2 separate regions of the Homo sapiens genome follow, and region 2 is linked to region 1. A link is an interaction called in ENCODE POLR2A ChIA-PET data of the cell type or tissue named here. Cell type or tissue: PC-9. All regions are shown on one strand. Links, peaks and the distances in the headings refer to the core of each region. The heading gives the core; the rest is flanking DNA. Region 1 overlaps ARHGAP17 (Rho GTPase activating protein 17). Region 2 has its middle 13 kb from the start of RBBP6.

Evidence for each region. ChIA-PET counts read pairs that join two places held together with the same protein. Peaks named below come from ENCODE experiments on the same cell type or tissue, not always from the same donor. Only the 100,000 strongest peaks of a DNase experiment are listed, where the experiment ranks them.
Region 2: POLR2A ChIA-PET joins it to region 1 with 8 read pairs; 2 of 35 experiments call an interaction of 5 or more read pairs at or near these places.

The regions. Positions count from the first base shown.
Region 1 is chr16:24,982,025-24,997,254 of GRCh38, reverse strand. All of the region lies in intron 1 of ARHGAP17 (Rho GTPase activating protein 17), which reads left to right. Among named protein-coding and RNA genes, the nearest start is that of ARHGAP17, 26 kb to the left of the region's middle. RefSeq lists an enhancer at 8,204-8,807. In PC-9, for the core only: no CTCF peak of the experiment used is centred there; DNase peaks (open chromatin) are centred at 8,084, 9,344 and 10,154; H3K4me3 peaks cover 826 bases; H3K27ac peaks cover 1,628 bases.
Region 2 is chr16:24,519,403-24,534,632 of GRCh38, reverse strand. No RefSeq gene overlaps it. Among named protein-coding and RNA genes, the nearest start is that of RBBP6, 13 kb to the left of the region's middle. In PC-9, for the core only: no CTCF peak of the experiment used is centred there; DNase peaks (open chromatin) are centred at 8,262 and 9,222.

The sequences.
Region 1 (15,230 bases), core at 4,425-12,424:
CCAGTCCAGGTGATAATGATAGAGAATGTGCATCTGGGTGTGTACTGGGCACCTTGCACCAGTCCATGTGCTAATGACAGAGAATATGTGTCTGGGTGTGTACTGGGCGCCTTGCACCAGTCCAAGTGCTAATGACAGAGAATATGCATCTGGATGTGTACTGGGCACCTTGCGCTAGTCCAAGTTGTGTATTGACTTGTTTAATACCCACCAGACCCTGTGAAGTCAGTATAGTGTTATCCCTTTTATAGGTGGGAACCAGAAGCACAGGGAGATTGAGTAACTTGTGTGACATGATTTCTCCATATTCTAGACAGAACAAAAACCATTTTTTTTTTTTTGGTTGTCCCTATGTTGCCCAGGCTTGTCTCCAACTCCTGGCCTCAAGCAATCCTCCTGCCTCGGCCTTCCAAAGTACTGGGATTACAGGTGTGAGCCACCATGCCAGGAATTTTTTGAGCTTTCTAGGAATCAGCACTTTGCTTATATTATCTCTTTCAATCTTTCCAATCTGTAAATTAGATATTCTTAATATCTCCATTTTTACGGGAAAGGAAATGGAGACACAGAGATTACCCCGCTCTTAGGTGGTGAACGGGGCTTTGACTCCCTGCATATTTGCTCTTAGCCACTTCACCCACCTACAAGGAGCTAGCACCTTGCTTGGGGTAGAGGGAGGGCACCTTCTGAACATGCTTTAGTGGGTGTTTTTCTGTTCTGCTTTCCGAGTTGTGGGTGGCAAAGGAGATGTGCATGCATAAGATGTTCTCATTACTAAGAGTGCTTCTGATGATAACAAAAGACCAATATCCTGTTGGAGCAATGTCCAGATATGATGAAATGCTAGATTTGCCTGGTAACGCTGAAGAAATTTTTTTATGAATGCTCCATCCCCAGAAGACTCTCGCTCCTGCCATTTGATCAGTTGATTTTATAATATGAGCATTGGTAAATTCTTAGGAATACAACTATCATAATAACATGTTATGGCACAACAAATTTAACTGTTACTCCACTGGTAGGTTCCTGAAATTATTGATGATAGGAAGATTCTTCAGTGCAGAGAGGGATTTAAGACGTTATGGGAGACATTTTAGTTAAGATGGTTGACTGAAGACATATTTATTTCCCTCCCCCCCCAAAAAAATAAAATTCACTGAAATGTTGGGAATTTTTTTTAAGTCTTAGAAGTTAAAAACCATTGTGCTGAAATCCCTGGTGTACTTATGAAGAAGTAGGTGGCTTGCACCTGTAGTCCCAGATACTGGAGAGGTTGAGGCGGGAGGATTGCTTGAGCCCAAGAGTTTGAAGTGAACCTGGACCACATAGCAAAGCCCTTGGTCTCTTAAAAAAAAGAGAAGAAAAAGTTGGTCTATAGAGAAGTAAAGTGAGTGCAGTTTTATTTGTTGGTTCATTGTCCAAGCCTGGTTTTCCTTTGTTTAAATGCATGTAACAGCCTTTCTGAAGATTTTTTTTTTTACATTTGCTGCCTGGTACTCATTTGAAGGCCCAGAGTCCGGCAGAGTTCCTTTCCGTGTTTTCCGCAGTCCTTCAGTTTGGTTCGCACACCTGATGGCCTAGAATTGGGCTGGCCCTTGGCTCTCCTGCCCACCCTGGTGGTGGATTGCCGCTGGCTCCTACTCAGTACAAGGCCCAGATACTGAAAACTTTCATTTAGTCACTTATGTATTCAGCAAATAAGTTTGCTCACAATCTTCAGCAGATCCCGTGTACCTGAGCTTAAATGGGGTGGGGTTCTCCCCCAGCCATGTCACCTGCCTCTGCTCCTCCCTGCTCTCTCTTCCCTCTCTTCTCCCTGACCTGGGTGCTCTTGTACTATCCAGCCTCTGGGTTTCCAACTCATCCAGTAGGTCTCAGAAGCCATCACCAGTTTCAGGATATCTTTCTGATATCCCAGGTCTGCATTCAGGCCCCTCCTGTCATGTCTGTAACCCGCAACAATTTAATGTGCTTCTCTGTGCCTAGGTTTCTAAATCTCTAAAATGGGTATGACATGGTTTGGCTGTGTCCCCACTCAAATCTCATCTTGAATTGTAGTTCCCATAATCCCCACGTGTCGTGGAAGGGATCCCATGGGAGGTAATTTAATTATCGGGCCATTACCCTTATGCTGTTCTAGTAATACTGAGTGAGTTCTCATGAGATCTCATGGTTTTATAAGTGACTTTTCCCCCTTTTGCTCGGCATTTCTCCTTGCTGATGCCATTTGAAGAAGGACGTGTTTGCTTCCCCTTCCACCATGATTGTAAGTTTCCTGAGGCCTCCCCAGCCCTGCGGAACTGAGTCAATTAAATCTCTTTCCTTTGTAAATTACAGAGACGTGGGTATGTCTTTATTAGCAATGTGAGAACAGACTAATACAGGTTATAATAGTGGTATCAGTCTCATGGTTGTCTTGAGGATTAGGTGGGTTAATACAAGTAAAGTGTGTATTAGGTGGTTAAGAACAGGGTCCCTGAAGTAATATTGCCGAGATTCAGAGCCTAGGTGGGAAACCCTGGGCAATCGCTTAAGTTCCCTGGGTGCATCAGTTTCTTCCTCTGTAACACGGGGGTAATAATACTTATCCCGTAGAGTTCAGTTCTTGCAAAGCACCTGGAACAGTGCTGAGCATGTGATATGAGCTCAATAAATGTGGGCTGTGGTGATAGTGACAACTCCCAGGGACCCTGCACTTCCCTGTTGGAACCGTCCTTGCACTGGAGTATAATGGCTTATTTTCCTTGATAGTCCTTGAGCTCTGGCAGAGCAGGGGCCCTATCTTACTCATGATGGCTCATGGAAGGGAACCCGAAAATATTTGTTCAGTGACTAACCAAATGAAAAGTTAGTGCAAAGTATGCATGACACCAGCCTGTGGTTGAATTTGTTGATGGGCTGTGTAGCTCCACTCAGTTAAGGCTTACTTATCCTGAATAGCTTTTTTGACAAAACACCTCATTAAAAAGCAATCAGATTTCTGTTTTAAGGTATTTACAGTGTCCTTTCATCCATCAGGCACTCCTTTCTTTGACCTTAGAAAAGGGCAAGTGGAGATTTAGGGTGTTCCCCACCCAGAATCTACCATCATCCCTCAAAAACTGCCTCGCCCTGACTTTCCAGGTGACTATTTTTTCTTCATTTTGTGCACCACGCTAAGCATGGAACTTCCTGGGCCACATCTGTGACGTGTGTTTATTGTAGAATTCCAGAGGAGCCACCATTATTCAGATTTTCAGCACTAGATGCCTGTTTAAACCGTGCAACATTTGTCATTTTTGGAGTTACAGTCCTACGTTTGCAAAGCCCAGTTTGGAAGGTTTCAAAATGTTCCCTCCTTTGCTATTTTGTTCTAGTCTCTTAAAAGTCCTGTGAGAATGTTGATGCAAATATAAATAAAGTAAGGGGCAGAAAGGTTAAGGGATGTATTTTTAGATGCTATGGTTAGTTTGTGGCGGAGTTAGGGTCAGAACATAGCTTGCAAATTTAAGAGAAATTTAACTTTGGTCCATGGCCTCGAAGGTACTCTTTCTGAAGGTTCAAAGACTGGTTCACATTGTGTAATTCACTTAATGGGTGTCTGCCTGCACACCCACGAAACAGGGATAATAAAAATTGCCCTGTATGGGTACATGTTTTTGCCCGTTACTTTTTTTTTTTTTTTTTGAGACAGAGTCTCACTCTATTGCCCATGCTGGAGTGCAGTGGTGCAATCTCAGCTCACTGCAACCTTCGCCTCCTGGGTTCAAGTGATTCTCCTCCCTCAGCCTCCTGAGTAGCTGAGATTACAGGTGCCTACCACCATGCCCAGCTAATTTTTTTTTGTATTTTAGTAGAAATGGGGTTTCACCATGTTGGTCAGGCTGGTTTTGAACACCTGACCTTAGGTGATCCGCCCACCTCGGCCTCCCAAAGTGCTGGGATTACAGGCGTGAGCCACCATGCCCGGCTGCCCATTACTTTTAATGGGAAAAGCCACAATTACTTTTGCACCAACCTATTATAATGAAATAATATAGGTAAAAGTGCTTTCATAACAGAAAATAATGTATAAATGCAAAATATTACTATTAATTTTTTTTTAAATTTTAGTATTGGAAATTTGGTGTTAAGAAACTCTTTTGGCTGGGCACAGTGGCTCATGCCTACAATGCCAGCACGTTAAGATTTTAGACCTTGTCTCCAAAAAAAGGATTTTAACTGAGGCAGGAGGATCACTTGCGGCGAGGAGTTTGAAACCAGTGTGGACAACATAGCGAGAACCTGTCTGTACAAAAAAATACAAAAATTAGATGAGTGTGGTGGTGTATGCCTGTAGTCTCAGCTACTTGGGAGGCTGAGACAGGAGGATTGCTGAGCCCAGGAGTTGGAGGCTAAAATAAGTTACGATCGCACCATTGCTTTCCACAGTCTGGGTGACAGACCCCATCTCTAAAAAATAAATAAACGGTAACAGAAACTTTTTTGATTACATGTTATGATCCACCAATTCCAGTTTCTATGTTTGATTACTTTCTTGAACAGGAGTACTGTATTTATGAATTTTTCTTGTACTTTTTTCAAGTTGGTAGTTTATAGTCAGATTCTACTGTACTCTTTCTGTTAAAATAGCTATGTGTTGGGCCAGGCACGGTGGCTCACGCCTGTAATCCCAACACTTTGGGAGGCCGAGGTGGGCGGATCATGAGGTCAGGAGATCGAGACCATCCTGGCCAACATGGTGAAACCCCATCTCTACTAAAAATACAAAAATTAGCCGGTCATGGTGGCGTGCGCCTGTAGTCCCAGCTACTCGGGAGGCTGAGGCACAAGAATCTCTTGAACCTGGGAGGTGGAGGTTGCAGTGAGTCAAGATTGTGCCACTGCACTCCAGCCTGGTGACAGAGCAAGACTCTGTCTCCAAAAAAAAGAAAAAGAAAAAGAAAAAATAGCTATGTGTCATTGGCCAGGATGACTATTTGGGCTCTGGGTCTGTGTTCTTGTCTCTCGTCTAGATATCCACAGAGGGCTCCAGGAGTTCCTACTTCCATCCTGCTATTCTACTTTTCATTCTGAAACTCAAACCTGTTGCCATTCCATTACTGAAAAACCATCAGTGGCTCCCTGTTGCCCCCGAGTTCCATGGCAGGCAAAGCCTTTCTCTGCAGCCACATCTCCACCTCCTGTTCTGTACCCTACTATGTACACACTCCTCCCCAAACCTTTTCTCCCCATGCCTGACTTATCTGAGGTCCACTTGGACTGTTTCCCTGCTTTCCTGGCCACACAGTTAATCACTCTTCTATCTGTGCCCCCAAAGTGTTTTCATTAAGGATGAGACCTTTTTTTCTCATGAGCTCCTCAAGGGTGGGGACTGTATCATTTCTGTCTCCTTTTTTCTTTCTCAGTTCCTGACATTTAGTGGGAACTCCGTAAATACCGTCTGAATGAACAAATATCTAAAATCTGAGGCTCTTGAAGTAAGTCCATCCTCGGATGGATGGTTTATACTTGGAGACTTGCTTTTGCTTCTCTGTGAATGCATGCTCAGCTGAGATCTGCTGGTGCAGGTGTTTCTATAGCTTCCTTAGCAGTGGTGGGAAGCCCAGCAGCTTAAGATGTTAGCTTCTGATGCAGGGTTTACTAACTCTCCACGTACTCTGTCCCTGAGTTTCTGTTTATTGTTTGCCTGTGATTCTCTTTGGTGCCATCCCACACGGTGTTGTCACAACCAACCCTTTGTTTTAATTGAACGTCCTGCGCTACTCCTGCTCTAACTCTGACTAGCTTTTTGTTTTTGTGTGGTCCAGGCTCGACTGTGACTTCTTCCAGAGAGAAGCTAGAACAGCTTGATAAATTTGGAAAGGTCATTCTTAGATAAGACTTGGGATTTATCTGAAGGTTGTTATTATTTGTTGTAATTCTCAGAACAGCTAACACTCCATGAACCCTCACTAGGTGCCACGAAACACGTTAAATGAAGTACATGAGATGGTGTTCCTAAACAACCACTATGGTGGTGGTATCATTATTATAATTTTATGGTTATAATTATTCCTATTTCACAGTGGAGGAAATGTTTCTTAGTAAGGTGCACATGTGAACGTCTAGCCTTGGGTTTCAAAGTCTGGTATGTTTGACTCCAGAGCCCTAACTCTTAGTTCTGACTGTATCCTACATTCTTATCCTTTGCTGAGAGTGAAACTTAGAATTGGGTATCACTCTGTTTTTTACAACTGAGTTTACTCTGTCTGTGAAGGCCGCAGCGTAAAGCCAGTTGTGAATCATGCACATCAGCTCCTTCTGAAATGTGTTTATGGCCTAGGACACAGGGACCCTGGAGACTATGGTGCTGCAGTGCATTATGGCTGCTACCCTTCTAGTCTGTCCTGCTGCTCGTTCTGCCACCTGCCAGCTGTTGCTACCTGAACCTTCTCCTTGCAGCAGTTCTCAGTGTTCTCTTTGCTTGGGAATTGCCTGGGGAGCTAAAAAAAAAAAAAAAAAGCCAAGCCCCACCTCCAGAGGTTCTAATTCATTTGTTTTAGGTTGGGGTCCAGGCATCAGTATTATTATTTTTGACAACCTTATGAGGGGTGTGTGTGTATTTGTGTTTTTGTGGGGGACATGGTCTCACTCTGTTGCCCAGGCTGGAGTGCAGTGGTGTGATCTTGGCTCACTGCAGTCTCCACTTCCCAGGCTCAAATGACCCTCCTACCTAAGCTTCCTAAGTAGCTGGACTACAAGTGCTCACCACCATGCCCAGCTAATTGTTTTAATTTTTTTTTTTTTTGAGACAAGATCTTGCTTTGATGCCCAGACTGGAGTGCAGTGGCACGATCGTGGCTCACTGAAGTCTTGACCTCCTGGGCTCAAACAATCCTCCCACTTCAACCTTCTGAGTAGCTGGGACTACAGGTGTGCACCACCATGCCTGGCTAAGTTTTTTATTTTTTGTATAGATGGAGGTGTCCCTGTCTTGCCCAGGCTGGTCTTGAACTCCTGGACTCAGGTGATTCTCCCACTTTGGCCTCCCAGAGTGCCGGGATTACAGGCATGAGCCACTGTGCCCAACCTATGAGATATATTTTATAGATCATAAAATTTACCCATTTTCCCCTTTTATCTTTAGTTGGCTGCAATGTTTGTACATATTTATGGGATATAGAGTGATATTCTGATATGTTTACAATGTGTAATGATCAAATCAGCATAATTATCGTATCCATCACCTTGAACGTTTGTGCCTGTATTGTGAACATTCAAAATCCTCTTCTAGATTTTTGAAAATACACACTAAGTTATTGTTAGTCATATTCACCCTACAGTGCTATAGAATACTAGAACTTATTCCTCCCATCTAGCTATAATTATTTATCCCTATCCATTAACCTCTCCCTATCTCTCCTCCACCCTATGCTTCCCAGCCTCTAATAACCACAATTCTACTCTCTACTTTTATGACGTTATTTTTTTTGGCTCCCACATATGAATGAGAACATGTGGTATATATCTTTCTGTGTCTGACATATTTCAAAAAATGTCTCATTTTAAGTGTAGAACTCAATGATTTGTAGTAAATTTACAGAGTTGTGTAACCATCACCACAACCCAATTGTAGAACATTTTTGTCACCCCAAATGAGAGCCTTCATACTTCTTTACAGTTAATCCCCATTCCCCCCACCCCCAAAGCCAACCACTCATCTACTTTCTGCCTCTATAGATTCCCGTTTTCTGGCCATTTCATATAAGTGGCATCACCTGTATTATTTTCAGAGCCTCCAGGACTGTCATGTGTAGCTCTGGTTAAGAACCACTGTTACCTCCTAGATCTTTTTCCACTAGTTTTTATTTTTACTATTTTTCTGAGTGGCTCAGAAAACTCAATAGGCCCCTGCCAGGGCTGTCTCTTAGATAATCTGTGAGCTAAATGAGTCCTTGTAAGTTGGACTGAGAACTTAACATTTACAACCTGTTTTTATGGGGATGAGCTTGTCAAAGTCCAAATGTGCTGACCTAGTTTGGAAGGGAGCCTGCACAACCTGTCTTCAGACGCTGTGCACCTCCCCAGCAGCCATCAGTCACAGCACTGAGTCAGAGCCCAGGTGTGGAGGGAGCCCCTGACATTGTGTGGCCTGGCCTTGGGCACTTTTGCTTTAGACTTTTTGTGTGGCTTTTCAGCTCCTCCTAGCCTCTGGCTGCCTCACCAGAGCAGTAAACTGGACTCCTCCTGAGCTCCTTTCCCTTAGGCAGTAGCTCTATGTGGATGTACTGTCTGCATTGCAATATTTTGCAAAATATTTCTCACATATTTTTGCCTGCTTAAATGAGTTTTAAAATCTCAAACTCAGCTGCCTCCAGGTCCAAGCAGGTACCATGAGTGACTGGAGCAGGCTGGGGAATAAGGCACTTGGAATGCCTGAGAGGCCGTTGAGGTGGTTGGTGGCAGAAGGGAGATTTCTTTCAGATTTTGCTATAAGCAAGAATCGGTGGTGGAGCTTTGAGACAGGCCACGTGGTTAGAGCAGGGATAGCAAATAGATTCCATTTCATGTGCCAGAGGGGAAAAAGCCAACTGACCGAACAAAACGCTGCGTGGGTAAGCTTACATGTGCAGGAAAACGATAAACCTCAATTCAATTTAGGGTAAAATGTAACTGTTCATCTTAGTCACTGGAATTCAAATAATATTATCAAGATTAAGTTAAGATTGAGAAGGCTTTTATTGTCATTTAAAGTAAAAATTAAATGTTATAACCCTGTCCTAGAGAAGCTGTAAATACATGGGCAAAATACCATCATTTGGGGAAATAATGCAGAGTATAGAACTATTAGATCTATTTTTCCCACGTCATTGCCAAAATATTTTCTGTTGAATCATTTCCCCCCGTTAAGTATCCTTTTTCTTTTCAGTGTTAGGCATGGGAACAATTTTTTCCCAATAACATCCCTTTAGAGTTCTGTAAACTCTCTTACGGCTTTTAAACTGCTTTGTGGCAGGTATAACAAATTGCTTCATTTTTAAAGTTTCAGAGAGTCGTTTATTTTAAAAATCCAATTAAGTAGATTTTAGATTCCTTCCCAGAAATCTAAGACGACAGCTAATCTAATGAGATAAAACAGTAAAAACTCATTCAGTAGTCCTCCAGCTCACTATGAAATCAAACTATTGCATCCAAACTGGGCTCAGAGGCTCAGGTGGATTTTGTAAACACTTGTAACGGGAGGTGACAGTGTTGCACAAAATCAGATTCCCAGCAGAATGAAATCCACTGCCTAGCCCTGGGTGGGCTCTGTAATTTCACTGTGAATACAAATCATGTTGCATGCAGTAATGTTTATGTTGTTACCCTACATACAATATTCAGATCCTTGGTAGATTAGTCACAGTCTGTCTTATTTCTCAAAAATGCGTCAGATATTTCCTGGTAACTAGCATTGAAAATGAGCTCATTAAAAATTCTCTCCATGCTTCATTTTTTCATTTTAATTGACGTATCAGTCAGTGTGCAAGTGTAAAAGCCAGCAGAACAGTGATCTCTCATGTGAAATTGTAAACCAAAAACCAACAGCCCTGTGAGCCCAGAGGCAGTGGGAGCCATTGATGTTTGATGCTAGTGTTGGCGCCTCGGCCACATATTTGCCATCCTTGGGTTGGGGGTGCTCTTGGTGGTAGAAAGATGAGCCCCTGCTCTCAAGGCCCCAGAATGGCTGAAAGGATTGAAAAGGAGCAATTTGGCAAAAGTCTTGAAAAGCCAGCGTCTCTCAACCTCTGAAATGCAAGTTGGGAAAACGTAGAAATCCCCCTTCTGAGTAAGAAGAATTTGGATTTGGGAAGTGATTAAAAAGGATTGAAGTTTCATGGGAAAATGGACTTCACTTGTACATAGATCAGGGGTCAGCAAACTCTGGTCTGTGGGCTAAATGCGGCTGCTGCAGGCTCAGAATGGTTTTGGCATTTTTAAATACTTGAAAACATTAAAAGAGGAACAGTAGTTCATGACGTACGATAATTAGGCAAAATTCACATTTCAGTGTCCATAAATAAAGGTTTATTGGGGCACAGCCAGGTCCGTTCATTTATACAATGTCTGTGGCAGCTTTTGTGCTGCAGTGGCAAGCTGAGTCATTACATAGAGACAGTATGGTCTGCAAGCCTGAAATGTTTATTGTTGCTGAACTCTTGGGTAGAGAACTGTGTTTATTTAGGTCTTGTCCCGAAATATGTTTATCAGTAGAGACCAGAAAGCAAACAGTGATTAAAATACTTCAGTGTTTTTGAGGAGGTGAGTGGATGGAGGTGCGTAGGTGCAGGAGGGACATAACTTCTGATTTCTTCCTGTCACCAGTGTCACCAGCACTGGGCTGTGCCTCCGCATTTGGACTGAATTATCAGAGGCAGCCACCCCTGTTCATTTTGGCAGCTGCTGCTTGCCTATGAGGCAGAATGTCGAGGAAGAGAAAATACACCTCCAGCCCAGCCTCACCCATCCTCAAAGTGATTCTAAAAAGTTAGCTATCAAGGTTTGCACCACATCCTGCAAGAGTTACTAATAGAGACCTGGGGTTGGCCAGCATTTTCTGTAAATGGCTGGATAACAAATATTTTGAGCTCTGCAGGTCATACGGTGATGTCTTTCGCAACAACTCAGTTCTGCTGTTGAAGCTCAAAAGCAGCCATAGATAGCACACAAATGCATGAGCCTGGCTGTGTTCCAGTGAAACTTCTGTAATACACTGAAATGTGAATTTCATAAAATTTTCATGTGTTACCAAATATTATTATTTTGTTTTTTTCCAATCATTTTAAAATAACCATTCTTCTGAGCTTTCTGAACATAAAAAATGGGCGGTGAGCTAGATTGAGCCTGCGGGTATAGTTTGCTGACCCCTGGTTTAGATAAACTAAGTGTAGGCCTTGCTAGTCAGGCCCTCTGGGTTTGAATCCCACAATCCCACTTATTAGTGCTGGGGTCCTAGGCAAGTTACCTTTCAAGACCTCACTTTCCTTATAGGTAAAATGGGGGAAATAGTGGTTCCTACCCAATAGGGTTGATGTGAGAATTAGAGTAGATGTAAGTGCCAGCCCAGTGTCTGGGGCATAGAAAGCACCCAGCAAATATGGCTGCTACTGTTGGCTATTATGAAGGCTCAAGTAGATCCCTACAGCCTTGGAGGAACCGTTTGTGATGTGGAGGTTTGACGGTCTTCAACTGTCTTCAGTCCACAGTTCAATTAGATTGAATATGAGGCTGGAGGGTTTGGTGGTGCTGCCTTGCTTTCGTGCAGTTAAGTAGAACATGGTATATCCACAGAATAGGTTAATGTACAGGCATAAAAAGGGAGGTGGTGGAGTTGTACATCTGTATTCTGACGTGTAAAAATGCCCCTCGTGTCTCTATCTACCTGTGTGCATCTGTGTGTGTGTGTATGGGTGTGCATGTATGTGTGTGTACGTATGTGTGTGTATGTGTGTCCTTTGAAATCAGCACTTCTCAGCCTTGGCACTGTTGACATTTGGACCTGAAGTAGGCAGAATAATGCTCTGCCCTCCCGAAACATGTCCAGATCCCCATCTCCAGAATCTCTGAATGTCTTAGATTACATGGCAGAGGGGGACTAAGTTTGGAGATGGGATTAAAATTTCTAATCAGTGGAAAGGGAGATTAGCCTGGACTAGCCAGGTGGGCCCAGTGTAATCACAGAGGTCCTTAGCAGTGGAAGAGGGAGGTCGCAGAGTCAGAGGAAGAGGTGACTGTGGCAGAGAGGCCCAGAGTGAACCATACTGGCTTTGACAGTGCAGGAGGAGGCCAAGGAATGCGGTAGACTCAAGAAGCTGGAAAGGGCGAGGAAGCAGATGCTCCCCTTGCATGTCCAGGAAGGCATTCAGCCCTGCTGCCACCTTGATCGTAGTCCAGGGAGACCTGGTTGGAAGTGCTGAACTCAAGAAGTGTGATATAATATACTTGTGTTGTTCAAGCCACTGAGTTTGTGGTGATTTGTTACAGCAGCAATAGGAAACAAATCCAGGGCTGGATCATTCCTTGTTCATAATTCTTTATATTATTTAGTGTGTGTGTGTGTGTGTGGGGTTGCATTTAGGATAGTCAGTAGCATCCTGGCCTCTAGCCTACAGAGACCAGTAGCATCTCCCATCATGACAACCACAAATGTCCCCAGACATTGCCAAATGTCCTCTGGGGACACAGTTGCCTCCAGTTGAGAAGCACTAGTTTAAATTTAGAAAACAAATTGGGAAGGATATATAACAAATTCGTAACAGTACCCTTTGGGATATGGGATTGGAGGAATGGCTTTCACTCCTCTTTTAACATAAAATTTTTAAAACTGGATTTTGCCTCCCCCTACAGACATTTTTTTTTTATTTTCAACTGTGGTTTTTTTTCCCATTTTATAAAAAGATTAACCTTGAAAGGTAATATCACATTTCAATTTTAGTCATTATGGATTTTACTGTGGAAGGCAGTTCTATACACCTATGGCTGCTTTTCAACCTAGTTTTATTGGATTTTGTTTGACATTGTGAATGTCCTTTTTCCCAAAGATGTGATAGACATCCATTCATTCATTCAGTGTGTATTTCTTTTTTTTTTTTGAGACGGAGTCTTGCTCTGTCGCCCAGGCTGGAGTGCAGTGGCGCAATTTCAATCTCAGCTCACTGCAAACTCCGCCTCCCGGGATCACACCATTCTCCTGCCTCAGCCTCCCGAGTAGCTGGGACTACAGGTGCCTGCCACTGCCTGGCTAATTTTTTTTTTGTATTTTTAGTAGAGACGGGGTTTCACCGTGGTCTCGATCTCCTGACCTCGTGATCCGCCTGCCTTGGCTTCCCAAACTGCTGGGATTACAGGCGTGAGCCACTGCGCCCGGCCTCAGTATGTATTTAAGTGGCAGGAAGGTGCTGAGCTTGCCGCTGGGGAGGAGTGATGACTTTAGAGCTCTCTCTCTGCCCTCATGGAACCTGCTGTCTAGCAGGGAGGAGGACGGTAGTGCTCATTGTTTGGAAGACCACAGCCTGCATTGATCGCGGGGACTTGAGCATTCGTGTCCATGGTTTGGGAGTCCCTGGCTCCCATAGTACATGTTTTATGAAGGAAACTACCAGAAATCCATGATTAGAGATGGAAAATATCAGACCAATTGGAAATTTTCCTTTGACTCTCACCTGGTCTGAGCATCTTCTGTCTTTTTGGTACAGTGAACTACTCCAGATTGAAAACATTTCTGTTTTCTCCTTGCCTGGCAAGTGAGCTCAGTGAAACATCCTATTAGCCACACTGCAGGGTTGGACATTGCCACACCAGGTCAAGGGAAAGTGGCACTATGAAGGCCTGGGCAGCACTGCTGCTTTGAGAATTACGAGGAGAAAATCTGTGCTTTACCAAAAAGTAAATTAAAGATCCTGCCTGGTATCAGCCTTGCTTGAGTGACTAGTAAAATTGCAGAATAGCTTCATAGGAAAAAACAAACCCCAGAGTAAAATGGCGAGTGGGAAGTTCCTTCCTGATTCGTATTGTTTTTCCAGTTGCAGACAGGAAACATTCAAGTGTGTTTTCAAGCCCAGAACGTTGGACACAAAGAAGGCTCTGACAAAGCAGAAAAAACCCATATACAAAAAGTTTAGGAACATGGAGCAAAATGTCTGATTCAAAACAATCTAGGCTGGGCGCAGTGGCTCACGCCTAGCACTTTGGGAGTTGGAGGCGGGAGGATGGCTTGAGCTCAGGAGTTTGAGACCAGCCTGGGCAATGTAGTGAGAATCCATCTCTATAAAAAAAATTTTAAAAATTACCTGGGCATGATGGTGCGCATCTCTCGTCCCAGCTACTTGGAAGGCTGAGGTGGGAGGATAGCTTGAACCTAGGAGTTCAAGGCTGCTGTGAGCTGTGATCAGGCCACTGCACTCAGCATGGGAGGTAGAGCAAAACCTTGTCTTAAAAAAAAAAAAATCTGGCCGCGTACGGTGGCTCATGCCTATAATCCCAGCACTCTGGGAGACCAAGGCAGCCAGATCGCTTGAGCTCAGGAATTTGAGACCAGCCTGGCCAACATGGTGAAACCCTGTCTCTACTAAAAATAGAAAAATTAGCTGAGCGTGGTGGTGTATGCCTGTAGTCTCAGCTACCTGGTAGGCTGAGGTGGGAGTATCACTAGAGCCCAAGAAGCAGAGATTGCAGTGATCTGAGATTGTGGCACTGCACTCCAGCCTGGGTGACAGAACGAGACCCTGTCTCAAAAAAAAAAAAAAAAAAAAAAAAAATATATATATATATATATATATATATATATATGATTTATCAAGTATTATTTTTTATGATTGGATCACTTTGTCTACTGTTTTTTTTTTGTCTATAGATGTCTTGACGAATTCAGTCTCTTGCCCCCTGCCTTGCTTTAATAAATTACAAAAACTCAACCAAAGATAACACTTCTCAGAAAAAACCAGCACATTTCTGTGGCCTACGTACATGGCCTATTGAATGGCCTATTGAATGGGCACCTTGGCCGATAGTGGAATAATTGCTGGACTTTCCATATCTCTGGTAAAGGTGAACACTGCAAAACAGTTCACGATAGGAAGCACCAAGGCTTGGACCAGTCACAGTGATGAGGGAGATCAGGTCATTTGGACCACATTATTGGAATAGATGGAGACAGTACCAAGGCCTGAAAATTAAGATGGAGAGTCCACAGGCCAGCAAAGAATCTTTGTGTGAGGGAGCCATTCCAGTTTGTGTATTATACTCCATAGTCATGATTTGTCACTTAAAAGTAATTCTTCCCAATTATAGATCACTTTTAATCTCTAGTTGGGTTTGGATTTTTTTCTACACATTTTTTTTTTGTTTTTTTGAGACAGAGTCTTGCTCTGTTGCCTAGTCTGGAGTGCAGTGGCACGATCTTGGCTCACTGCAACCTCCGCCTCCCAGGTTCAAGCAATTCTCGTGCCTCAACCTCCCAGGTAGCTGGGACTACAGGTGTGTGGCACCACATCTGGCTAATTTTTGTATTTTTAGTAGAGATGAGGTTTTGCCATGTTGACCAGGCTGGTCTTGAACTTCTGACCTCAAGTGATCCACCCACCTTGGCTTCCCAAAGTGCTGGGATTATAGGCGTGAGCCACCACCCCCAACCTCTAAAATTGATTTAAAAAAAAAAAATCTAAGCCTGCAAATCTAAAATTGATTTTATTAATGTAATATATATATAGCCTCCACAAACACAGGAAACA
Region 2 (15,230 bases), core at 2,600-10,599, 460 kb after region 1:
CAGAAAGCAACAGGACGAATGCACTGTCTTTATTTTAAACTCTTCTAATATAGGGTCTTATCTATGTAAAAGCTAAGCTGTGTCTATGTGCTAGTAGGCTGGCAGCATAACAAATTTATTACCTTGTTGATTTAAAGAAAATTATCCTTGGCATTTTAGTGCGTAAGTATATCAAAAAGCATGACTATAATGGTTGTAAAATCATATATTGTTATGAGAGATCGGGACATCTGGACATTTTGTTGTTGGAGGAGTTTGTCCTTGCAGGCATTACTAAGCTGTTTCTTCAGTTGTAAACATCTTATGACCATGAGCCGTGACCAGCAGGGAATGTGCCTTGCTAGTTTTAAGATGGAGTCTGTTTTAAAATGGTGACACTGGCCGGGCACAGTGGCTCACGCCTGTAATCGCAGCACTTTGGGAGGCCGAGGCAGGTGGATCACCTGAGGTCAGGAGTTAAGACCAGCCTGGCCAACATGGTGAAACCCCATCTCTACGAAAAATACAAAAATTAGCTGGGCATGGTGGTATGGACCTGTAATCCCAGCTACTCAGGAGGCTGAAGCAGGAGAATCACTTGAATCTGGGAGGCAGAAGTTGCAGTGAGCTGGGATCGTGCCATTGCACTCCAGCCTGGGTGACAAGGGTGAAACTCTGTCTCAATAAATAAATAAATAAATAAATAAGGTGTTACCCTGGCTCTCCTATGCTACTGTTTCCCCAACCCTCCCTTCCACCCCAGACCCCAAGCAATCATTGATTTCTTTACTGTCTCCATAGTTTTGCCTTTTCTAGAATGTCATATAGTTGGAATCATAGATGAAGTCATACAGCCTTTTCAGATTGGAGTAGTTCACACTTATGGATAAGCAGCAAGAACATAAGAAACCTCTATGTACCCTTTACTCAGATTCAGCAATTGTTTACCTTTTTTTCCCATTTTGGTTTTTTTTTCCTTTTTTTTTTTTTTTAGAGGCAAAATCTTGCTCTGTCACCCCAGCTGGAGTGCAATGGCACTATCATAGCTCAGTGCAGTCTTGACCTCCTGGGCTCAAGCAATCCTCCCACTTCAGCCTCTCGAGTAGCTGGGACTACAGGCTCCAGCCACCACACCCAGGTAATTTTTTTTTTTTTTTTTTTTTTTTTTTTTGTAGAGATGGGATCTCACTATGCAGCCCAGGCTGGTTTCAAACTCCTGGGCTCAAGTGATCCTCCCCCATCAGCCTCCAAAAGTGCTGGGTTTACAGCCATGAGCCACCGTGCCCCGTCTTGTCCCAGTCCTTTTTTTGTTTGTTTTTGAGACGGAGACTCACTCTGTCACCTAGGCTGGAGTGCAAAGGCGCCATCTCGGTTCACTGCAACCTCCGACTCCCAGGTTCAAGCGATTTCTCATGTCTCAGCCTTCCAAGCAGCTGGGACTACAGGTATGAGCCACCATGTCCAGCTAATTTTTTGTATTTTTAGTAGAAAAGAGATTTTGCCATGTTGACCAGGCTGGTCTCAAACTCCTAACCTCAAGTGATCTGCCCTCCCCCCACCCCTTGGCCTCCCAAAGTGTTGGGATTATAGGCGTGAGCCACCGTGCCTGGCCCCATTTTTTTTTTTAGTTAACCATTTGTCCCCTGCTCTTCTTCATATAGGTATATCTGGATCTCTCTGAAAGGATTTTGCAGACACGACGCCTCTTTATCCCTAAAAAAATCCATGTATATTTCTTGAGAACAAAGGCATTTATCTTACACATTACACTTATCAAAATCCAGAGGTGTAACATTGATACAGAACTATTACCCAATCCACAGTTCCGATTCGAATTTTGCCACCCACTAATGTAATTTATCTCTTTTTTTTTTCCTGGTCTTTGAGCCATTCCTGGATCACACATTGCAATTAATTGCCATGTCTCTCAAATCTCCCTTAGTCTGAAACATTTTGTTAGCCTCTGTCTTCTGAATTTTTTTTTTTTTTTCCTGAGACAGGGGCTTGCTCTGTCACTGAGGCTGGAGTGCAGTGGCATGACCACTGCAGCCTCAAACTCCCTGGCTCAAGTGATCCTTCTTCCTTAGCCTCCCGAGTAGCTGGGACTAAGGCATGTGCCACCACGCCTGGCTAATTTTTAATTTCTTTGTAGAGACAAAGAGTCTCGCTGTGTTGCCCAGACTGGTCTTGAACCCTTGGCTTCAAGCAATCCTCCCTTTTCAGCCTCCCACAGTGTTGGGATTACAGGCATGAGCCACTGCACTCGGTAGTCTTTTGATATTTTTGAAGAGTACGGGATAATTCATGTATATTTATGTCTCTTGATTTGGTTTAATGTTTCCTCATAGTTGGATTTAGGGTTTGAATACCTGGCAGAAAAACCACAGAATTGATGTGTCCTACTCAGGGAATCATTGCAGCAGGGAGTCCGTGATGGCTACTTATTATTGATGATGTTATTTTTATTTATTTTTTTCTTTTCAGAGACAGAGTCTCCTTTTGTTGCCCAGGCTGGTACAATTGTAGTTCACTGTAACCTCAAACTCTTAGACTCATGCAATCCTCCTGCCTAGGCCTCTCAAAGCTTGGGATTTTGAGAACAAAGACATTTTCTCTCACACATTACATTTATTTATTACATTACTTATTTATTTACTACATTACATTTACCAAAATTCAGAGATGTAACATTGATACAGAACTATTATCCAATCCACAGTTCAGATTTGAATTTTGCCACCCACTAATGTAATTTATCTCTTTTTTTTCTGGCCTTTGATCCAATTCTGGACCACGAATTGCAATTAGATCATTACATTTGCATGAGGCATGAGCCACCACACCCAACCTATTTTTGATTTTTAAATAAGGTTGTTTTGCTGGTTTTATCCACTCTACAGATATTACCCCTTTGTAATTAATAAGTAATTTGTGGGGAGATACTTTGAGACTATTTGAAGACCTTGTTCCTCATCAACTTTTCACTCATTAGTCTAGCATTCATTGAAGAGTCCTACCTGAACAATGATTACTACGGCAGTTGCAAAATAGTGATTTTTCTAAGTCCATCATTCCTTTTTAATTTTTTAGTTGTTAGTTTAGATATACTTTGATGAATAGAAATGTTTAAGTATAATGTCAAATTTGAAAGATGTTCCTTTATAGGCAGTGCATTTAGTCTATTCTAAAAGCTTTTAAGTTTACCATTCATATTTAATTCTTTTGTCTAGCTGAGTTCAGTTTTGTTTATGGCATGAACTGCGGGTTCTGTTTCATTTTACTTTCCACATATGGATATCCAAATGTCTCAGCACCTGTCATTTCATAAGTCTTCTGTTTTCTCATGGATTAACATTTTTTTTTCTCCAAATAGTCAACTGTGTTTTTTGGATTAAAAGTATAATAATTCAGCTGGGTATGGTGGCTCATGCCTGCAATCCCAGCACTTTGGGAGGCTGAGGCAGGTGGATCACTTGAGGCCAGGAGTTCAAGTCCAGCCTGGGCAACATGACAAAACCTGTTTCTACTAAAAATACAAAAATTAGCCAGGCATGCTCGTGCACACCTGTAATTCCAGCTACTTGGGAGTCTGAAGAATGAGAATTGCTTGAACCCTGGAGGCAGAGGTTGCAGTGAGCCAAGATCACGCCACTGCACTCCAGCCTGGGCCACAGAGCGAGACTCTGTCCCAAATAATAATAATAATAATAAAGTATAATAATTCACTGAAAATCATTTCTCCCAAAAGTAACCCGTACTATTCTTCCAATAGCACCGATTTTCGAGTTTAATGGTTTTTTTTTGTTTTTTGCTTTTTTTTGTGAGAGTTTCTCTCTGTCATCCAGGGTAGAGTGCAGTGGTTCAACCATAGCTCACTGTAAATTCAAACTACTCGGCTCAAGCAATTCTCTTGTCTTAGCCTCCCTAGTAGCTGGGACTACAGCTGTGTGCCAACATGGCTGGCTAATTTTTTTTTTTTGTATTTTTTGTAGCAACAGGAGTCTTGCTATATTGCCTAGGTTGGTCTTGAACTGCTAGGCTCAAGCAATCTCCCAACTTCAATCTCCCAAAGTGCTGGGATTGAGCCACCACTCCCGGCATTTCTTAAAAATTTAAAGGGGTTAAAAAAAAAAAAGCAAAGAAGAATAATAGTTCATGAAATGTGAAATATTTCCTACTTAGCCCTTTACAGAAAAAGTTTATTGACCCTTTTTCTAAATATTTTTCAGCCATTCCAGTTTGATAAATGACTAGCTGAACTTACAACATTTACCAAAAGTTTGTTTTTTTTTTTTTTACTATATTTTATGATGGTTTAATCACATGGGATGATTTTAGTTTTTAGAAGATTTTTACAATATTATAGTTGACTGCTTTTTGTTTTGCCTTCTCAGCAGCCTTTTAAAGAATGTTCAGCAAGTATGATGGCTCAAGCCTGTCATCCCAGCACTTTGGGGAGATGAGGTGAGAGGATCGCTTGAGCTCAGGAGTTCAAGACCAGCCTCGGCAACATAGGGAGACCCCCATTTCTACCAAAAATTAAAAAATCAGCAGGGCGTGGTGGTGTGCACCTGCAGTCCCAGCTACTTGGGAGGCCAAGGTGAGAGGATCACTTGAGCCCAGGAGGTTGAGGTTGCAGTGAACTATGATCTTGCCACTCCGCTCCAGCCTGGGAGACAGAGCAAGACCCTGTTTTGTTTTGTTTTGTTTTGTTTTGTTTTGTTTTGTTTTCAGATGGAATTTCCCTCTGTTGCCCAGGCTGGAGTGCAGTGGCGTGATCTTGGCTCACTGCAACCTCTGCTTCCCAGGTTCAAGCAATTCTTCTGCCTCAGCCTCCTGAGTAGCTGGGATTACATGCATGAACCACCACGCCAAGCTAATTTTTATATTTTTAGTAGACATGGGGTTTCACTGTGTTGGCCAGGCTGGTCTCCAACTCCTGACCTCAAGTGCTCTGCCTGCTTGGCCTCCCAAAGTGCTGGGATTACAGGCGTGAGTCACTGCGCCAGGCCTAAATGAGACCCTGTCTCCTAAAAGAAAAAAAAAATTCAATTTGTAGAAATGTAAAGTAATAAATTAAGTCATCATATGAATAGATTTTCCGAAAATTGATGTGAGAAATCCATTGTTTTCCCACTATTCATTTAATTCAAAACTCATTCAATTTGAAAAATTTAAAAGTTTGACAATACCATGTGTGAGAGTTGGAGACCAGACCAATTGTTTCCCAAAGTGATTATTCCAATATACATTCCATCACTGGTGGGGGATGTATCCCAGTGATGGGATATATATTGGAACGATCACTTTGGGAAACAATTTGGCATTTTCTAGCAAATTTGAACACTCCTATACTCTATGTAATTTCATTCTTGCTTATATACCCATGGTAAAATTTAATTCTAGCAACTTTGAGCATTCCTTTACCCTATGAATCAGTAATTCTATTCTTGATTCTATACCCGAGGTAAAATTTAACTATACTTGCACAAGAATTCATGGAAGCTGTCTTTTTAAGACAAAAATCTGGAAAGCTTGGCATGGTGACACATACCTATAGTCCCAGCTACTCAGGAGGCTGATGCAGGAGGATTGCGTGAGCCCGGGAGGCCACCACTGCACTCCAGCCTGGGTGCCCAGAGGGAGACCCTGTCTCAAAAAAAAAAAAAAAGGCTGGGCATGGTAGCTCGTGCCTGTAACTGTAATCCCAGCACTTTGGGATGCCAAGGCAGGAGGAGGATTACTTGAGCTCAGGAGTTCTACATTAGTTTGGGCAACATGGTGAAATCCTATCTCTACAAAAAATGCAAAAATTAGCCAGGCGTGGTGGTGCTCACCTGTAGTCCCAGTTATTTGTGAGGCTGCAGTGGGATGATTGCTGGAGCCCAGAAGGCTGAAGGTGCAGTGAACTATGATAATCCCACTGCACTCTAGTCTGGGTGCCAGAGTGATACCTAGTCTCAAAAAAAAAAAAAAAAAAAAAAGCTGGAAACAACCCAAACACCCATCAACAAGAAAAGATTGTTGTTGTGGTCTATCCAGATAATGGGATATCATACAGCAGTGAAATAAATGAAATATAGCTACATGTAATAATATGGTGGTGAAATCTTTTTAGCTCATCTGGGTCCACAAAGCAAGTATCCAAAGATGACATAACTTTTTAATGAATTTCAAAGACGCATAAAACTGAGCAATACATTATTTAGCTAGGCATACCTCTTTTTAATTTAATTTTTTTTTTTTTTAGAGACAGAGTCTCGCTCTGTTGCCCTGGGTTCAAACAATCTTCCTGACTCAGCCTCCTGAGTAGCTAGGACCCACTCAGTTAACTAATTTTTTTTTTTTTTTTTTTTTTTTTTAGAGACAGGGTCCCACTACGTTGCCCAGAATGGTCTTGAACTCCTGGCCTCAGGGGATCCTCCTGTCTTGGCTTCTGGAAGTGCTGGGATTACAAGCAAGAGCCATGGCACTTAGACCTTAATACTTCTTTTAAAAGGGTGACTAAACAACACAAAATTCAGGGGCTGGGCATGGTGGCTCACACCTGTAATCCCAGCACTTTGGGAGGCTGAGGCAGGCGAATCTCTAGAGGTCAGGAGTTCGAGACCAGCCTGGCCAAAATAGTGAAACCCTGTCTCTACTGAAAATACAAAAATCAGTGGGGTGTGGTGGTGCTTGCCTGTAATCCTAGCTACTCCGGAGGATGAGGCAGGAGAATCACTTGAACCCGGAAGGCAGAGGCTGCAGTGAGCTGAGATCGCACCACTGCACTCCAGCCTGGGTGGCAGAGTGAGACTCTGTATCAAAAAAAAAAAAAAAAAAAAAAAGGCCGGGCGCGGTGGCTCATGCCTGTAATCCCAGCAGTTTGGGAAGCCGAAGCGGGCAGATCACCTGAGGTCGGGAGTTCAAGACCAGCCTGACCAACATGGAGAAACCCCGTCTCTACTAAAAATACAAAATTAGCTGGGCATGGTGGCACATGCCTGCAATCCCAGCTACTTGGGAGGCTGAGGCAGGAGAATCATTTAACCCCCCAGGAGGCAGAGGTTGTGGTGAGCTGAGATCGTGCCACTGCACTCCAGCCCGGGCAACAAGAGCGAAACTATGTCTCAAAAACAAACAAACAAACAAACCCCCACCAAACAAACAAAATTCAGGATGGTGATTACCTCTGAGATGGAAAGATGAGATAGGAGGAAACCATCCGATCCCTCCATGTCCCCTCCCAGAGATGTGAGTTGTTGGTAATGATGTTGTTCTTGGGTGAGTGAGTGAGTTCACAAGTGTTCATTATTTTACTATAAATAAATAAAGAAAAAATAATTAAACTAACAGAGAGTCATGCCTAGGGCAATGATGATGAGGTGTTACGACATTAGGATTATGATTAATTCATTTATGTTTTCCTGAGTTTCCTTCTCTCCCCCCCTCCACGAACCGACTGCCAGCAAAGCATCTTATAAACATTCAGACAGAAAAATGTAGTTCCTTTCAAAGAAACAATAATTAGGCTAGCTCCCTAAATCTAGTTAAGATTAGATTACTCTGATTAGATTAATCCAGATTAAATTTGGCTGATCTAGTTATTTACGGTTATGGCATTAGCTGGTGGTGTTTGTGTGTGTGTGTGTGTGTGTGTGTGTGTGTGTTTGTTTTTTGAGACAGGGTCTTGCTGTGTTGCCCAGGATGGAGTGCAGTGGCACAACCACAGCTTTCTGCAGCCTCAACCTCCTCGGCTCAAGCGATCCTTCTGCCTCAGCCTCCTGTGTAGCTGGGACCACAGGCACGTGCCACCACTCCTGGCTAATTTTTAAATTTTTTGTACGGGTGGGGTCTCACTATATTGCCCAGGCTGGTCTCAAACTCCTGGGCTCAAGTGATCCTCCTACCTCTGCTTCCCAAAGTGCTGGGATTCCAGGCCTGAGCCACTGTGCCCAGCAGCATTAGCTGTTTTTTCACTTAATGCCATAACCACAAATAAAACCCATTTTTTCCTTCTGCTTTAATAAGTTGGTTCTAGTTTCCTTGCATTAGGATCAGACCAGGGACTTGGCCATCAGACTTCAGGTGATGTGGGGGCCTGGAGTGAGGTATGCCATCAGTGACCTTCCATTATCTCATGTCCTCTAGCTTCATTCCACCCCATCACAGTGGGACTCAGAGGCTAGGAATGCTCTGGAAAGGTGGAGCCTCATAAAAGTGTCCGGCGTGTGGCCATTACATGTAGACAGGCATGCCAGTTTTGCTTTTTCTAGGAATTCAAGGCTTCAAGTAAACATGAAGGAGGGGCAGAAATGGGAGTGTTACTTGTGCCAGAGCCAAGGCAAAACAAAAGAACCTCCAAGAAGCTGCTTGGCTCTTGGGTGAATGTGACCTACTCATTCATTCCTCCAAATATGAAATACGTCATGAGTGCCAATGTGTGACAAGCCCTGAGAGGGAGCCAGGCAATCGGTGGTGATAAGATCAAAGCCCCTGCCTGCAGGGAGTTTTCAAAAAGTAAAGGGAGTCATGTCATTTTAGAGGCTGGGCTTGAATCCTGGCTCCAACACTTGCTGTGTGACCTTGGGAAAGTTATACAACTTCTCTGGCCCGTGGTTTTCTCCACGGTCAGCTTCACCGGCCCTGTGTGACTATTCAGAAGGGCTCTGTGCTTCAGTTAATGTTCTACTGTCACTGTCTTGACCTTCTTTAGAGCAGTTTAAACACTGGGGGCCAGGTACAGTGGCTCACGCCTGTAATCCCAGCGCTTTGGGAGGCCAAGGCTGGCGGATTACTTGAGGTCCGGAGTTCAAGACCAGCCTGACCAACATGGTGAAACCCCCATCTCTATTAAAAATACAAAAATTAGCCGGGCGTGGTGGTGTGCGCCTGTAATCCCAGCTACTTGGGAGGCTGAGGCAGGAGAATTGCATGAACCTGGGAGGCGGAGGTTGCAGTGAGCTGAGATTGCACCCACTGCACTCCAGTCTGGGTGACAGAATGAGACTCCGTCTCAGAAAAAAAAAATTTTTTTAAACATGTTTTTATTTTACTCTGAGTCCCTCAAATTATGTAGCTGGATTCGGTTTCTTGATTTGTGAAACAGGGCTAAAATAGTCCCTTCCTAGAAACAAAGTAGAATGGTGGTTTCCAGGGACTGGCAGTGAGGGGTGGGGAAGAAGGAAATGGGGAAATGGTATTCAAAAAATACAGAGTTTCAGTTTTGCAAGACAAAAATTCCTAGAGATCTGTTGCACAACAGTGTCAATATACTTAATACTACTGAACTGTGCACTTAAAAATGGTTGCGAGAATAAATTTTATGTTATGTGTAAAAAAATGATATGAAAGATAACAAAAGTACCTTCCTCATACAGCTGTTTTTGTTTTGTTTTGTTTTGTTTTTGAGACAAGATCTCATTCTGTCACCCAGGCTGGAGTACAGTGGCACAACCACAGCTCACTGCAGCCTTGACCTCCTGGGCTTAGGTGATCCTCCCACCTCAGCCTCCCAAGTGGCTGGGACTACAGGCTCATGCCACCACACCCAGCTAATTTTTTTTTTAGTAGAGATGGGATCTCACTATGTTGCCCAGGCTGGTTTCAAACTCCTGAGTTCAAGCTATCCTCCCACCTGTGCTGAGATTACAGGCATAAGCCACCATGCTCAGTCCTTCATAGAGTTTTTAAGGCAATTTAATGATCGTGCCTGGTACACAAGCACCACTTAGGGGTTGTTTGGGACATAAATTCATGTGGCATGTTTCTCTGAAGTGCTTCCAACTTGGTAAACCTAACACCAACAAAACAACACCTGCTTGCATTTACCATGCATTTTCTGTTCACCATACCCTGAGCCAAACACTTTTTACTGCACTGAATTCTTAAATCTTCCCAGCAACACTGTGAATCCATCCCAATATTATCCCATTTTATAGATGACGCAATGAAGTTTAGAGAGTTGAGGTCACACAGGAGCCATCATTTAAAATGGATGTGAGCTGGATGTGGTGGCTCATGCCTGTAATACCAGTGCTTTAGGATGCCGAGGTTGGGGGATTGTTTGACATCAGTTCAAGACCAGTCTGGGCAATAAGGTGAGATGCTGTCTCTACAACAACAACAACAACAAAAAAGTTACATTATAAAAACAAAACTAAACCAGAGACCAGGCACAGTGGCTCACACCTGTAATCCTAGCACTTTGGGAAGCCAAAGTGCTTGAGCCCAGGAGTTTGAGAACAGCCTGGGCAACAGTGAGACCCCATTCCCACAAAAAATACAAAAATTAGCTGGATGTGTTGGTGCATGTCTGTAGTCCCAGCTACTCGGGAGACGGAGGTGGGAGGATCGCTTGAGCCCAGGAGGTGGAGGTTGCAATGAGCTCTGATCTTGCCACTGCACTCTAGCCTGGGTGACAGAGTGAGACTCTGTCTCAAACAAACAAACAAACAAACAAAACAACATCAAAACCTCCAAGAAAACGGGATGTGTCTTGCCAGGGAGAGCAGTGTCTCCCCCACTCCACCAACTCTATTTTCCTGCATGTGGCTAACATTTCCCGTGGAGAACAGGAGCAGAGCTGGCCCTCTGTAAACAGACCAACATATCCCCTTGCGACAGTGAGTCTCCTATTATCTTTGTTTTTATCTTGTCTCAGCTTTGAGATAAGATTCCCAGAGGGCACAGACCTTGTCTGCCTCACCTGTGTCTTCCCTAAGCTCGTGGCAGGGGTTGGGGAATTATTTGTGGGGCCCCAGAATGACTCTTGATAAGTGGTTCTGTCTGGCTTCCGCAGCAGTGACAAGCTTGATAGATTAAAGCAGAGTGCTGGCCTGGAGTCTCCCCTCGCACTGCTGAACCTCCCTGGACGAAGTGCAGACGGGGAAGCCTTCGCTCATCTGGGTCATCTCTCAGGCTTTGTGAGTGATGCTGCCAGCAAATATCTGCCCCGCCCTCCTCTCCCCAACTCTGCAACCGGGGTTGCTGGTCCTATAGGCCTGGTGCTGTACTACAGGCTTAACAGGTACTATCTCACTTATCCTTGTGATGACCTGGTGAAGGAGGCCTGATTCTTCTCCCTGTTTTACAGAGGAAGAAACCCCGGGCTTACAGAAGGAAACCTCAGGTTATATATCCCAGAGGTGGGTCCAGGGCCCCCGCTAATAGTGATGGAGTCAGGGTTCAAACTCAGGGGGTGAGCTCGCCCTCCCTGTTAGGTGCTCCTAATGGTGTCTGTCACACCAGTGCCCATCTCAGGCACAGTAAGTCCTCACCTAACGTCATTAACAGGTTATTGGAAACTGTGACTTTAAGCGAAACAACACATAACAAAACCAGTTTTACCATAGGTTTATTGATATTAACAAGAGTTAAATTCTTACGGCATATTTCTGGTCAGAAAAACATCACCAAACTTCTAAATAAAGACCAACACACTTCTCCTATTGAACATTGAAATGAATGTGAGCTATACATACTTTTAAGAAAGATTAAGAAAAACATGTAAGATTGTTATTTTCCTGTTTATTCCAGTTCACGGTCTCGGGTGGCCTGAGCCTGTCCTGGCAGCCCAGGGTGCGTGATGCGACCCCATCCCGGCAAGACACTCTCCATCACAAGGCACACTCACAGACACACTCACTCACACTGGGACCATGTAGACGCCCGGTTCCCCGAACAGGCACAGCTTTACAATGTCGGAGGAAACCTAATGAGGTAACCCATGCAGATGGGGGGAGAGTGTGCGAATTCCAGATAGTGGCCCCGGCTGGCGATTGAGTTATGGTGAAACCACTGATGTTGAATGAAACAATGTATTATTCAAGGACCTTCTTTTTTTTTTTTCTTTTTTGAGATGGAGTCTCCCTCTGTCGCCCAGGCTGGAATGCAGTGGCATGATCTGAGCTCACTGCAGCCTCCGCTTCCTAGGTTCAAGTGATTCTCCTGCCTCAGCCTCCTGAATAGCTGGGATTACAGGCGCACGCCACCACACCCGGCTAATTTTTGTATTTTTAGTAGAGACAAGGTTTCACCATGTTGGCCAGGCTGGTCTGGAACTCCTGACCTCAGGTGATCCGACCACCTCAGCCTCCCAAAGTGCTGGGATTATAGGTGTGAGCCACTGTGCCTGGCCAACATGGTAAAACCCAGCTTTAGAATGCAGTAAGTGCTGGGAAGACAATAAAGCAGGGTAGTGAGATGGAGAGTGATGGGGAGGCAGAGAGCAAGGGTGACTTAACATTGGGTGGTCAGAAAAGGCCTCCGTGAAGAGGTGACATTTGACTTGACATTTGATTGACAAGAAAGAGTTAGCCATAGGAAGTTCTAGGGGAAAAACTTTCTTGGTAGGGTGAACAGCAAGTGCTGAGGCCCTGAGGTTTGATCAAGAGAAATTTAGGCAGGCACAGTGGCTCACACTTGTAATCCCAGCACTTTGGGAGGCTGAGGTGGGAGGATCACTGGAGCTCAGGAGTTTGAGGCCAGCCTGGCCAACATAGTGAGACCCTGTCTCTATAAAATAAACTGGCTGGGCGCGGTGGCTCATGCCTGTAATCCCAGCACTTTGGGAGGCCGAGGTGGGCAGATCATGAGGTCAGGAGATTGAGACCATCCTGGCTAACACAGTGAAACCCCATCTCTACTAAAAATACAAAAAATTAGCCGGGTGTGGTGGCGGGCACCTGCAGTCTCAGCTACTTGGGAGGCTGAAGCAGGAGAATGGCGTGAACCTGGGAGGTGGAGCTTGCAGTGAGCGGAGATCGTGCCACTGCATTCCAGCCTGGGAGACAGAGTAAGACTCTGTCTCAAAAAAAAAAAAACAAAAAAACACCAAAACACTAAAAAATTAACTGAGCATGTTAGTGCTTGCCTGTAGTCCCAGCTACTTAGGAGGCTGAGGTGGGAGGATCGCTTGAGCCCCAGAGGTCGAGGCTGCGAGGAGCTTTTATCATGCCACTGCATTCCAGTCTGGGTGACAGAGTAAGACCCTGCCTCCAAAAAAAGGGGAGGGGGAGGGAAGAGTCAAAAGGCCAATGTGGTTGAATGAAGTGTGGTTATTGGGGTTGGGGTTGTGGGGAGTGGTAGGGCTTGGGCCTGACAGATGAGCAGAGGTCAGATAGTGTAGGATCATAAAAGACACGTGAATGAATTTAGATTTGAGAAGGGAATGTTCTAGAAGGGTATGAGAACTGAAGACATTCCTATTTTAATGTTCAGGATTCTCAGTATGGTTGGTACCGTGGGTTCCTAAGTCCTTCAACTTACAACTGAACTGTAATTATCATCAAGAGCATCCTGGGAGGTTCCAGGAACTTGCAGGGGCTCAGGAGAGCATGGGGTTGCCAGGTGTGGTTTATTTAGAATGCAGAGATTGGGTGACACACACCATGGCTCATAGCATCTTTGCCAGAGGCCACATGACCAGAGTTACAGCTTCAGCCACGCAGGTATGGATGATCCAAGGGGCAGGGGCAGCTGTTTCCTGCCGAAGCTCCTGGAGCCTGTTCCACCTGTTGCTCAGGCTGGTGACATAGATCTATCAGGAATGGGTCAGAGGTTACCCTAATAATCTAGGCCTGCAATTTGGTTGAGAACCCATAAGAGGCTGGCAGCAGCAATCCTCCCCTGTAAATCAGGAAAAGGGAGACCAGGAGGTAAGGATGTTCATATTTCGGCACTGATTCAATGCCAAGGCATGGAGATTTTTCCAAATACAGAGGCTGGAGATTCTGATTCAGCAGGTCTTTGAGGGAAGCCCAGGTGATTCTGATGCAGACCCAGGATGAAGAAGCACCACATTCGGCTGGCCGTGGTAGCTCACGACTGTAGTCTCAGTTACTTGGGAGGCTGAGGCGGGAGGATCAGCTATGATTGCACCACAGCACTCTAGTCTGGTCAACGAGTGAGACACTGGCTCTTTGCAATTTTTTTTTTTTTTTTTTGAGACAGGGTCTTGCTCTGTCACCCAGACTGGAGTGCAAAGGTGTGATCTCAGCTTACCACAACCTCCACCTCTTGGGCTCAAGTGATCCTCCTGCCTCAGCCTCCCAAGTAGCTGAGGCCACAGGTGTGCACCACCACCCCCGGCTATATTTTTGTATTTTTAGTAGAGAGGGAGTCCCACTATGTTGCCCAGGCCGGTCTCGAACTCCTGAGCTTGAGCTATTGGCCCTCCTTGGCCTTCCAAAGTGTTGGGATTACAGGCATGAGCCACTGCACCTGGCCTGACACTGACTCTTCAAAACAAAACAAAACAAAAACAAACCCCACATTATAGGTTCCACATGATTAGGTGCACGGATGCAGGCACCACATGGCCTTGGTTCAAATCCCAGCTCCACCACGTACTCCATGAAGGATACTGAGCAAATCACGTAAACTCACTGTGCCTTCATGTCCTCACCATCAGATGGAGCCGATAATCAGAGGACCTCACTGATGGGCTGTGGCAGGGAATAAAGTACCTGAGCAGCAGTACCTGTACACTGTAAGTGCCACAAAAATATCAACCATCACTGTGCTTTCTCATTGAATTTCTGCGCAAGCCTGCAAGGAAAGACTCATTGACATTCAGTTTTATAAATGAGAACTGAGGTGAAGCGGCCCTTCCAAGGTCATGCTGACAGTGTTTTATTTGTCAACACACACAAAAACCAAAACCACACTCCATCTTAAATTGCTCAAATGATCTGGGATCTGATGGCCCATATCACCTGTTGCTCTGAAGACAGGAGGGTTGAAGAGTTGTGATCTTTCTCTTTCTTCCTTCCTTTCCTTCCTCCCTCCCTCCCTCCTTCTTTCCTTTCTTTCGTTTTTTTTTTTTTTTTTTTTTTTTTTGACGGAGTTTTGCTCTTGTCGCCTAGGCTGAAGTGCAGTGGCACAATCTCAACTCATTGCAACCTCCACTTTTTGGGTTCAAACAATTCTCCTGCCTCAGCCTCCCAAGTAGCTGGGATTACAGGTGTGAGCCACCGCGCCCAGCTGGGTTGTGACATTTCTGAAGGTGAAATGTGGCAGTTAAAGAGTGAGGCAAGCTGGGCGCGGTGGCTCACATCTGTAATCCCAGTGCTTTGGGAGGCCCAGGTGGGAGGATTGTTTGAGCCCAGGAGTTGGAGACCAGCTTGGGCAACATAGCAAGACCCCATTCTTCAAAAAAAAAAGAGTAAGGCAAAAATTCATTCCCATCCTGGATCAACCCTGTGCAGATAACAACTGTAAACTCTGGAAAAAATGTGAAAACCTGAAAGCACTGAGGAGTGAGCACA